3 separate regions of the Homo sapiens genome follow, and all the other regions are linked to region 1. Evidence: chromatin loops called from intact Hi-C (ENCODE). Cell type or tissue: Calu3. All regions are shown on one strand. Region 1 overlaps LOC105369957 (a long non-coding RNA gene). Region 2 overlaps C12orf75-AS1 (C12orf75 antisense RNA 1). Region 3 has its middle 45 kb from the start of APPL2.

Region 1 (4,000 bases):
GCTCTCGTCTTCATCTGTGTCCCTGATTCTTTCATTTCTGTTGGCATCCAGCAGCATGATGGACTTTGTATGGAAGTGCTGAGCAAGAGGCCAGCACTTCAAACAGTGCAAGACACTTAGGGGCTCAGGGCGTAGATGCATGAGGAAATGAGCAGCTTAATAAGCTACATGGATAGCTGTGGGTGCCAGCCCAGTTCCTCATCCCCACTGCTCATGCTCAGACCTGGGAAAATGTGGGGAAGATATATGGGGACCCTGGTTACCTCTAGACAGCTGCATCCTAATATAAATACTCAATCTGCCCATTTACTCTTCCTTCCCCTCTCCCAGGATCTCCCCAGTACACTCAAGAGTGAAATGGGCTATGGGCTGACCTTCCATTAGCCTCTGGAGAAATGAAGACTTATGCCCTGACTTAAGAAGTGTCTAGAAAACTATGAATACATAAGCATAGCTCATTGTTTGATATAGTGTATATTTTGTCATGCAAGTGATTGATGCCTGTTGAAAATGAGAGTAGCTCAAGTGTAAACAAGGATCCACATGGCCCATGGCAATGTCTTCATCACAGAACCAATCCTGTAACACTAACAATGACGATGAGGTTAGGGGACACTCGCTATGTGCCAGGCCCTCTCTAACCATCCTCCCTGCATTAATTCATGTGATTCTCACACTTCTCTAAGAAGTAGGAACTATTTTTCTCTAGTTCTTGATTCTCTTATTTGTAAAATGGAAAGAATATTTGTTTCCATTTTATTTTAATTTATTTATTTATTTATTTATTTATTTATTTATTTATTTATTTCCTGAGACAGGGTCTCACTCTGTCCAGCAGGCTGGAGTGCAGTGGCACGATCACAGCTCGCTGCAGCCTTGACCTCCCTGGACTCCCATCTCAGCCTCCCAAGTAGCTGGGACTACAGGCGTGCGCCACCATGCCTGGCTAATGTTTTTGTATTTTTTGGAGATGGGGTTTCACCATGTTGCTCAGGCTATTTGTTCCCATTTTATAGGACATTTTAAATTTTTTTTTTTTTTTTTTTGAGACAGAGTCTTGCTTTGTCGCCCAGGCTGGAGTGCAGTGGCGCGATCTCGGCTCACTGCAAGCTCTGCCTCCCGGGTTCATGCCATTCTCCTGCCTCAGCCTCCCGATTAGCTGGGACTACAGGCGTCCGCCACCACGTCCGGCTAATTTTTTGTATTTTTTAGTAGAGATGGGGTTTCACCATGTTAGCCAGGATGGTCTCGATCTCCTGACCTCGTGATCCGCCTGCCTCGGCCTCCCAAAGTGCTGGGATTACAGGCGTGAGCCACCGTGCCCGGCCAGGACATTTTAAATCTTATGTAATAGGATTTTTGTAGAAATTTAATGAGTTCATACATGCCATGTAGTAAGCACTTGATATGTATTCGTTTTTAATATTTTATTATTGATACTGTCTCCATTTTACAGGTTAAGAAACCGAGACGCAGAGAAGTTAAGTAAATTGCCCAAGTTACACAGCTAGTAAGTGGCAAAGCCAGAACATAAACTTCCTGCTATTATGAAGACACTGCTGAATCCTGCAATCCATGAATATCTGTGTTAAGGAAAGTGAGAGATGGATTACTCCTGCCAATAATAAAGGGGGGAAAACAAAGCTGCTATTAGAAGATGAGTCCACCAGGGGGAAGTAGATGCATGCATTACTTAGGCATGACGCTAGCCCGGGGAATTTTTTTTAAGACGTTAAATATTAAAAGTTTAATCACCGATTTTACGCCAATGGTGAAGGAAGAACTTGATTCAAATTATTTTCCTATTACCTGAAAGTGCAGAGGATTAAAAATGACCACGCACGTAAAATTGACAGGTAAACTGTCAAGTAAATGAAAGGGCTTCCCCCAACAAGCCGGAGATAAATGGTGGTTGTTCACTCCCGCGAGCCTGACCCTGTGTTAGCGCTGGGGATCAGGAGGACAGGCATGAAGTTCACTGAACAGCGAGAGGCAAAGACCCACCACACCACTCCCCCACTCTCCACTCACCCTGATTCTGTGTTAAAAGGTGAATGAGATGGTCTGGGCCAAAGCGTGCAGGCTTGGTCTCCAGTGCTGGCAACAGACAGGGAAAGAAGTCAGTGGGCTCAGTGCACATGTGAAGCAAATGAATGAAACTGAATTTGGAAAACAGAGTGACAAGTGTTATCTTGGGGCGGATATGCCACGAAGTATAGGAGTGCAGGAGAGGGAGGGAGCGGTCCTGCCTAGAGATGACATCAGAAACCAGCTTTTACAAATGCAGAACAGCTGGCCGGTCAGATGGAAGGAAGTGGAAAATAGTCCAGAAGAAATACTCTGGACAATGGTTTCGGAACATGGAAGGTCCTCATGCCTTTGGAAAATAATAAGAAAAAGGATTGACTGTGGAATGAGTCAGAAAGAAGGAGAGATTAGCTCTCCCTGTTCACGCCACCCACCCTGCCCCCAAGTAAGAATACAGTCAAGACGGGCAGTAGAATAATCATTTTCTTTGGGGGAAGGGGGCTTATATACTTCTGATTACAAAAGCCTCATTTTAAACATTTTGGAAAAATACATAAGGAATTTGCATTTCATCACAAACAGAAAGCCAGTATTTCCTGTCTCTCTTATAGATATACTATATTTGTGTGTATATATGTACATGTGTATACAAATATACATATATGTACGTGTGTATATATACATATATGTACATGTGTGTATATATGTACATGTGTATACATATATATGTACATGTGTATATATATGTACATGTGTATACATATATATGTACACATGTATACATATATACACACATTCATATATATCTGGGATAATTCTATACAAAATTTAATATCTTTGTTTTGTGAAATAGACAATGCACATTTTCCCATTAAATTACGCATAAAAGTATAATTTTGATGACTCTACAATATTCCTTTGTATAGCTGATTCATAATTTTTAAGCAGCCCTTTATTGTTGGACACTATATGGTTTCCAACTCCCCTTTACTATAAGCAACTTTGATGAACATTCCTTTTGTAAGTCTCTACATCTCATTATACACACACACACACACACACACACACACACACACACTTTTTTTGAGACAGGGTCGCCCAGGCTGGAGTGCAGTGACGCGAGCATGGCTCACTGCAGCCTCGACCTCCCAGGCTCAAGCAATCCTCCCACCTTAGCCTCCTGAGTAGCTGGAACTACAGATAAGAGCCACCACACCAGGCTACTTTTTGTATTTTTTGTAGAGACCAGGTTTTCCCATGTTGCCCAGGCTGGTCTCAAATTCCTGAGCTCAAGTGATCTGCCCGCCTCGGCCTCTCAAAGTGCTGGGATTACATGAATGAGCCAACGCACCTGGCCTTAAATGTTCTTGATTCAAATTGCCAAACTGCTCTCTAGAAAGGTTTTAGTAATTGAAACTTCCAAGCAAAGATGAGAGTGACCATTTGGCCACATTCATGCCAAGGCTGCGAATTATCATATTTAGTATCTTGTCACTCAAAAAAATACTTATTAGGCATTTACTAGGTGGTAGGCTCTGGGCTGGGTGCTGAGATACAGCAATGAGCAAGTGAGATAAGGAATTCCTGCTTCCTGGAGTTTCCATTCTTGTGCAGGAGGCTGTCAGTAAACAAGGGAAATCAGTAAAGTATGCAGCATGTTCATTGTAAATGCTAATGAGAAAAATAAATCTAGCAATAACAACTGGAAGTGTTGGGTGAAAGGGGCGTGAATTTTAGATGGGGTGGGCAGAGAAGGGCTTACTGGGGAGATATGAGTAAAGTGCTAAATAGGGAGATGGCGTGCAAATATCTGGAGGACAAGATTGCAGACATGAGGGATCGGCAAGTGAGAAGGTGTGAGATGAGAGCCTGGTTGGCAAGTTCGAGGTAAAGCAAAATCAGTGTGGCCGAAGAAAGGCAGAGAGGAGAAGAGTAATGTGTGTAAGTGATGTCAGAGGAGTAACCGAAATCA
Region 2 (4,000 bases), 65 kb after region 1:
TGGCCAGGCTTGCTCCATCAGCCTTCCAGCCAGACTTCCTGGACTAAGAGTGAGGCGGGGAAGAGCAGCATCCAAGCGAGCACCCTTTCCCTTTCTATGCCTTGCACTAAAGAGCGGCTTTCAGAATGTAAACTGACCAAGTCACCACCCCCTCCTTTTCCTTGGACTCTTCAATAGCTTCCCATTGCTTTTATGATACAAATACAAGTCTTTCACGGGGCCTACAAACCCCTGCTTGGTCTGACTTCTGTCTGCCTCTCCTACTTCTACTTCTTTCAGCTCCTACACTCCTTTTATCACCTTCTTTCAGCTCCTTGTACTGCGGGGCCCTCCCCACCACTGAGCCTTTGCATAAGCTGTTCCCTCTGCCTAGAACACCCTTCCCTCCCCTCATTGCCTAATTAATTTCTGCTTAGCCTTCAGGCTTTACTCAAGTGTTGCTTCTTCACAAAGCCTTGTTTCAACCTCCCTGATGAGGCTAAATTTCCCTATTAGAGAACCTGTTGATCCTCAAAGCAGTTGTCACAGTTGCACTTTCATGTTTGTATATGATTCTGAGATGTGCTTCTCTCTCTCCCTCTAGACTATCCCTCATTAGGGCAGAGATCAGGCCTGGTTTTGCTTCATTGTTGTTTGTCAACCTCAAATAATCAAAAGGGTCAGAATCTAGTTTGTTTGTTGATTTTTTTATTTTTAGAGACAGGATCTCACTCTGTCACCCAGGCTGGAGTGCAGTGGCACAATCATAATTCACTGCAGCCTCAAATTCCTGGGATCCTCCCACCATGTCAGCCTCCCAAGTAGCTAAGACTACAGGTGTATACCTCCATGCCTGGGCAATGTTTTTTTGGTTTTTTGGTTTTGTTTTTTTTTTTCCTTTTTTGTAGAGACAGAGGTCTCATTATGTTGTCCAGGTTGGTCTCAAATTCCTGGCCTCAAGTGATCCTCCCACCTCAGCCTCCTAAAGTGCCAGGATTGCGGGCATGAGCCACCATGCCTGGCCAGAAACTAGTTTGAAGAGAGTTGAATTCAAGTGCAAAAGTTGAAGATGGCCACTTGGGAAGCACAGATTCCAAAGAATGGAAGTCAGTGTTCTGAAGTGTAGAAGTTTGGGATTGTTTACATAGACAAGGTTTAGGGAAGCTTAGCAGAATTTCAACATTTTTCTACAAGAGGCCGAATGCAGAGTTACAATGATCTGATTAGTCGAGGTGGTCTTTTCCTTTCAGGAAAGGTACATTTAACATTCCACACTGAAGATGTAACAGTCATGGACTCTTTTGTACCATCTGGTCTGAGTTACGTACAAGACAAAAATGGAAGGGCTTAATCTACAACAAAGATCAGTGATTGGAAGGGAAGGAATTCTGGTCTCTGGTCTCTTCTAATCATTTACAGAACAAGAACAATGCAGAAGAGAGTTAATCTATAATCTAAGAAGCGTAAGTTGCAAACATGCTACATGACTCAGTTTCCAGGGTTTAACTTCCCCCTTGGCAAAATACATTTAAACGGTCCTGAAAATTTCTTTTCTTTTGCAATTACAGCACCTTCATTGTCTAAGTGTATTGACAATTCATGGAGATCAGTCAAACCTTTATACTAGGATCTCAAAAATGTGGCTAACACAGCCAGAATGTCAATATCATGTCTAAGTTTAGCTGCTAATTGACCTATCAAATGGCCTTGTTGCCATGACTAACTAAACAATATACATGAATGGTTAAGATTAAATTGCTTGGAAAAGAGGGAGGGAACTGGAAGGTGAAAAGGAGACATTTAATCATTATCTAAAGCAAAAGGAATTTGGACTCCTGCACCTGGAACCTGGACTCAAAAGAGATTTCTAAAGGAAGTGATTTTCAAATCCAGGACCCTTTAGTAGAGAAGAATCTGCCAGGCTTCAGAGAGATAATGAGGACATCATTTTCTGATTTTAAATGCTACAACAGATGTTTTTTTAAAAAAAAAAAAGATTAATTAAACTACTACAGTGTTTTGTAGCTTGAAGATCTTGCGGTGTGATTTCAGATAGTGTCTCAGGCTGGAAATGTCCTAGATTGAGGCTGCATTCTGAATTCCCATTTCTTGCAGATTCAATCCACCCACCTTGAGTTTCTCCAGCTTCACCCACAACTGGCTGCTGCTAACCCCACCATGAATCAGACTTCTCCCTGTGTTTAATTTGCAGAAATTTCATTTTCTAAATGCCTTAGTGATGACCCTGGTGAACACTCGCATTCTGTTTTAAGATAGAACAGGGCAGGAAATTGGAGGCTTATGACTTTGGAGCCAGACAGACATGGAGTCAACTCCCTACCCTGCCATTTATAGCTAAATAACCTAAAGCCTCCTAACCTCTTTAAGCCCAGGGATGGACATAGTCTATATAGCAGACAGAACACAGACTCTGCGCTACAGTGCCTGGGTCCAAATCCTAACTTCACTTAAGCCCAGGGGATAGAGAGTCTATACAGCAAACAGAACGCAGACTCCAGCTGTGGTGCCTGGGTCCAAATCCTAACTTCACCACCACTTACAAGCAAGTTACTTAATCACTGTGTATCTGTTTCTATCTTTTCTTTTTTCTTTTCTTTACTCCTTTCTTTCTTTTTTTTCTTTCTTTCCTTTCTTTTTTCTTCCTTCCCTCCTTCCTTCCTTTCTCTCTCCTTCTTTCTCTTTCCCTTGCTCTCCTTCCTCCCTTTCTTCTTTCCTTCCTTCTTTCCTCTCTCTCTTTCTACTTCCTTTCTCCTTCCTTCCCTTTCTTTCTTCCTTTCTTCCTTTCTTCCTTTCTTTTCTTTCCCTCACAGGGTCTTCCTATGTTGCCCAGGCTGCAGTGTGTTCAGCTCACTGCAGCCTCAACCTCCTGGGCTCAAGCCATCCTCCCACCTCAGTCTCCTGAGGAGCTGGGACTACAGGCATGCACCACCACACCTAGCTAATTTTTGTGTTTTTTGTATAGATGGAGGTCTCACTATATTGCCCAGGCTGGTCTCAAACTCCTGGGCTCAAGCGATCCTCCCACCTCGACCTTCCCAAATGCTGGGATTATAGATGAAAGCCACTGCTCCCAGCCTCTCAGTTTCTTTATTTGTAAAAAAGAAAAAGAATAATGTGTTCATCCCTCAGTATTTGCAAGGAATTGGTTGCAGGAACCACCCCCAACCATTCCCCATGTACCTAAATCCACACACACTCAAGTCCCACAGTCTGCCCTGCAGAATCTGCTTATATGAGTTTTGCATCCCTTGAATACTGTATTTTCCACTGGGGCTGGGTCAAAAAAAATCCACATATCAGTGGACCTGAGCAGTTCAAGCCTCTGTTGTTCAGGATCATAAAAGGGTTCATATGAGAATTAAATGGGTTAATATAAGCAAATCACTTCAGTGTCAAGCACGTTAGGCACCAGGTGACAGTTTTAGTATAGTAGTAGTCATGTTATTGTCATTATCATCTAAGTTTTGTATGGGAATTAAATGAGATCATAAAGCACATCACAAACAGTAAGGATTAAATCAATGGTAGTAATTACATACTCACAACTTCAGAAAATATGAAAGCAGAGGATGCTTATTCTTATTTATTTAACAATAAATATTTTTAGTGAGTCATTATAAAATGCTGGATTCTGTGCCAGCTGCCAACCATAGGGAAGTGCAGACAGGAGCCCAATCCTCAACAGACCCTCAGGCTGGCCGGGAAACAAATGTGCCCTAAGATGTGTCAGGCTCTGTGATCCAGGTTTATGTCAGCTTCAACGGAGGCCCATGGGACGGGTAGGTGGCCAGGCCGTGAAGATCATGGAGGGCTCCCTAAAGGAAGTGACGCTTGAGCTGAATCTTTAAATATGAGTAGTGCTAGTCAGATGAAGACAACAAGGAAGGCATTCAGGAGAGGAAGCAACCACACCCCACACTGATGCCAAGTGCTCTTTCTGTCTTAACATGTCTGATCACATCATTCTACTTTATGTCCAATCTCGGCTTCCCAAGAAGAT
Region 3 (4,000 bases), 100 kb after region 1:
GAAATCTGCTCTTTCCCCCATTGAATTATCTTAGCACCCTTGTCAAAAATTATTTGGCCATGGCCGGTCATGGTGGCTCACGCCTGTAATCCCAGCACTTTGGGAGGCCGAGGCGGGCGGATCACGAGGTCAGGAGATCGAAACCATCCTGGCTAACACGGTGAAACCCCGTCTCTACTAAAAATACAAAAAAATTAGCTGGGCATGGTGGTAGGTGCCGGTAGTCCCAGCTACTCAGGAGGCTGAGGCAGGAGAATGGCATTAACCCGGGAGGCGGAGCTTGCAGTGAGCCGAGATCGCGCCACTGGACTCCAGCCTGGGCCACAGAGTGAGACTACGTCTCAAAAAAAAAAAAAAAATTATTTGGCCATACAAGCAAGAAATTATTTCTGGACTTCCTATTCTATTTCACTGTCTTTATGTCAGTAATCTACTATTGATTATTGTTGCCTTGTAGTAAGTTTTAAAATCAGGAAGTGGGAGCCCTCCATATTTGTTCTTTTTCAAGATTGTTTTGTGTATTTGGCGTCCGTTGACATTCCATATGAATTTTAGGATGGGCTTTTCTATTTCTGCCAAAAGTATCATTGAAATTTTATAGAAGCTGCATTGAATCTATAGATTGCTTTAGATGGTACTGCCATCTTAACAATAATCACCCATGAACATGGATGACTTTCTATTTAGCCAAGCCTTCTTTAGCTTTTTTCAGCAATGTTTGATACTTATGTACAAGCCTTTCTCCTCATTAGTTAAGTTTATTCTTAAGTATTGTATTCTTTTTTATGCTATTAAAAAGGAAATTGTTTTCTTAATTTCACCGTTGGTATAAAGAAACAGAATTTTTTTTGTGCATTGACTTTGTATCTTGCAACTATGCTGAATTCATTCATTAGTTCAACACTTTGGATTTCTTAAATGAAATCTTTACGGTTTTCTAGATATAAGATTATGTCCTCTGTGAACAAGGGTAATTTTACTTCCTTTCTGATTGGTACTGTTTTTATCCTCACTTTATAAATTATAAACTGAGTATATCAGATAAGAATGCATTCAGTTGTACATAACAAAATTTACTGGGGCTTGACAAATGAATTGCTTATTTTTCTCACTGAATAAGGAGTCCAAAGTCCAGAGCTGATGCAGAAACTGCACTATACAATTAAACTACTGGACTCTAAAACAAACAGCAACAACAAACAACTACCAGGCTCCTTCTGTTTTCCCTTCCTGCCTTCTTAGCATGTTGACTTTCCTTTCCAAGCCACAAGGTGGTTGCTGCCCCTCCAGGATCATGTCTGCATCTAGGCAGGAAGAACAAGGAAGGATTTTCTCCTCCTAAGGATCTGCCTTATATTTGGTATGGATTATGTTCCCGACTTACCTCAGCTGACTCGCCTTTCCATCTCTCTGGTCATACCTGGGTTGCAAGCCCACCTTTAGACTAATCGCTGACCAAAAGGAATAAGATTTCTATGAGTATTTTTGACCAATCATGATTCATATCCTGGGGCTGGGATAGGGTATAGGAATACCCGAGGTCAAGGGACATCACACTAATATCAGAACAGATCTGTGTTCTGTTAGCACCAAAGAGGGCTTTTGGCAGGTGATATCAGTGGAGCTAAGGCACAGAGAGGTCAAGTGATAGACCCAAAATTCAAATTCAGACGGTTTAAAGCCTGCTCTCCTAACCAGATCAACAGAGGAACAGAAGGTTCTGTGCCCAATAAGCCAAACTGAGTTAATGATTGAGTAGCACTTGTTATCCTAGGACACTAATGAGAGTGGGGATACCAAAAGGCAGAGATATCAGAATCCCCTGGAGGCCTTCCTCTAAACTATGGCCTCTCCCCAGAAAGTTTGCCGTGATCCCCAAGTAAAAGTGTGGCCCACAGCCAACCCTCATTGGAATCAATGTAGTCTGAGTCACTGTTAACAATGGCTTTGTTGAATTTGGGAGGAGGGAGGGGACTAAGAACCACTCTGATAAGAAATATGCAAACTACAAGAATTCAGTTTTATGTCCTTTAACTGGTTTTGGGCGATTTGCTTTTTTCATTTTGTATTCTGATACTATTTCTTTAAAAAAAAATTCTGAGTCTTTGTTAAATTAAGTGGAAAAGGAATTTGTCTCTACTGAGTCTCGATACTTATGAAGATGTTTTAAAGAAGCAAATGTCTAAATATTAACCACTTTAAGTCCTTTTCTGGAGCAAAACAAATAACTAGTGTGTGTGTGTGTGTGTGTGTGTGTGTGTGTGTAATTGTTTCTGCATTTAGGATTGCTGAATTGAGATTTAGTTCATGCAGTTCAATTCAACAAACATTTACTAAGTGCCCCATACAAGATTCTATACTGGTTACAAAAATGAGTAGTTTTGCAAAAAAAGTTCAGGGAAATCTGTAAGTCCTTAAATTTGTTTGCAAAATTCCAGGATATTTGCTTAAATGATACATATATCAGTAAAGAGTTCTTCTTAACCTTCATCAGATTCTTAAGTGCTTCTGTGACACACAAAAGGTTGACCCACTGATCAGAATGGTCAGTCCCCAGAGGTGGGATGTGGCCACAGTAGTCCTTAGGCAGCAACAAGATGCATTACAAGGTGGGTGGCATTACTTTGGTTCCAGGAGAAACTTCCCCAGGGATGAAGGAAAATTCTAGCCACTGGACATAGACAAGAACATAGTTCAACCCCCGAGAGAAAAGGCTAGTGCGAGTTCAGCCACACAAGTCATGACTTACCTCTGCCAGTCAGGCCAGACACACAGGGTGGGTGATTGGAAGGCTAGAGTTGGATAGTTCCAGTGGTGCCCAGGGAGTCACTCAGGCTTAATAAATGCTCATTTGGGGGAACGGCAGAAATTCTGTTCTCTACTTGCTGTGCAAATGGGCGCATTTTATGTGCTATCAGGCTTGGTGAGCACTGACTTAGGAGCTGAGCCCATGGGTTGGAAATCTTAGGTAGAGCACACCCTTGGATCGCTCTACCTATTTCCAACCCATGGATTTTTAGTGGTGGTTGGCTTGTAGTATGGCGGAGATGCACAGAAAAATCTAATAACTTAATTACAGATAAGGGCTATTGTACTTGAGTTATTTGATTTTTCTGTGCATCTCGCCCTACTATATACTACATACTCCAAGGGTGAAGAGTAAGGAAGAGACCAGGTAAGCATGCAGAGAAGTTGGTGTAGAAGGGATAGGAGTTGATGAACTTAGCTTTGTTAGTGAAGTGAGACTTCCTGCAAGCCCTGACCATGCAGGTTTATATAGCCATTTAATCACCAGAAGCAGCGGTGAAGAAGAGAGAAGGCTGTCAGCACAGTACAGTGGGTAAGGCAGCACAGTGTGTTGATTACCAGCATGAACTCTGGCGCTAGACAGCCTGGGTTCAAATTCTGGCTCTGCCCCCTAGTGGCTGTTTAACATCAGGCAAGTTATTTAACAACTGTGCCCCAGTTTCCTTATTTGTAAAATGAGAGTATAAGGGTACAGTCATGCATCACTTAATGATGGATATTTATTCTAATAAATGCATCACTGGGTAGTTTTATCATTGTGTGAACATAATAGAGTTAACTTACGCAAACCTACATGGTACGGTCTCCTACACACCTAGGCTGTAAGGTAGAGCCTGTTACTCCTAGACTACAAACCTGTATGGCATGTGACTGTACTGAATACTGTAGGCAATTGTAACACAATGCTAAGTATTAGGTTGGTGCGAAAGTAATTGCAGTGATGGCAAAAACTGCAATTACTTTCTCACCAACCTAATATTTGTGTATCTAAACATAGAAAAGGTATAGTAAAAATATGATATCCTAATATTATGAGACCACTGTCATACATGCAGTTAGTTGTTGACGAAAACATTGTTATGCAGTACATGACTGACTTTAGCCCATAGGATGTGGGCTAAATAGGTTGTGATGATTAAACGGATTAATCTTCAAAAAGAGCCGGGAACAGTGTCTGACACAGGGTAAGCAT

Evidence for each region. A loop is a pair of places that touch in the nucleus more often than their neighbours do. Peaks named below come from ENCODE experiments on the same cell type or tissue, not always from the same donor. Only the 100,000 strongest peaks of a DNase experiment are listed, where the experiment ranks them.
Region 2: it touches region 1 in a loop (2.9-fold over the local background); 14 of 110 quality-filtered maps call a loop at or near these places.
Region 3: it touches region 1 in a loop (7-fold over the local background); 64 of 110 quality-filtered maps call a loop at or near these places.

The regions. Positions count from the first base shown.
Region 1 is chr12:105,381,202-105,385,201 of GRCh38, reverse strand. All of the region lies in intron 1 of LOC105369957 (a long non-coding RNA gene), which reads right to left. Among named protein-coding and RNA genes, the nearest start is that of C12orf75, 53 kb to the right of the region's middle. In Calu3, CTCF peaks have their summits at 1,478 and 1,677 (motif pointing right); a DNase peak (open chromatin) is centred at 1,671.
Region 2 is chr12:105,315,833-105,319,832 of GRCh38, reverse strand. The region is part of intron 1 of C12orf75-AS1 (C12orf75 antisense RNA 1); the gene reads left to right. Among named protein-coding and RNA genes, the nearest start is that of C12orf75-AS1, 9.2 kb to the left of the region's middle. In Calu3, no CTCF peak of the experiment used is centred here; a DNase peak (open chromatin) is centred at 1,612.
Region 3 is chr12:105,279,073-105,283,072 of GRCh38, reverse strand. No RefSeq gene overlaps it. Among named protein-coding and RNA genes, the nearest start is that of APPL2, 45 kb to the right of the region's middle. In Calu3, CTCF peaks have their summits at 3,247 and 3,447 (motif pointing left); DNase peaks (open chromatin) are centred at 1,272, 1,882 and 3,392.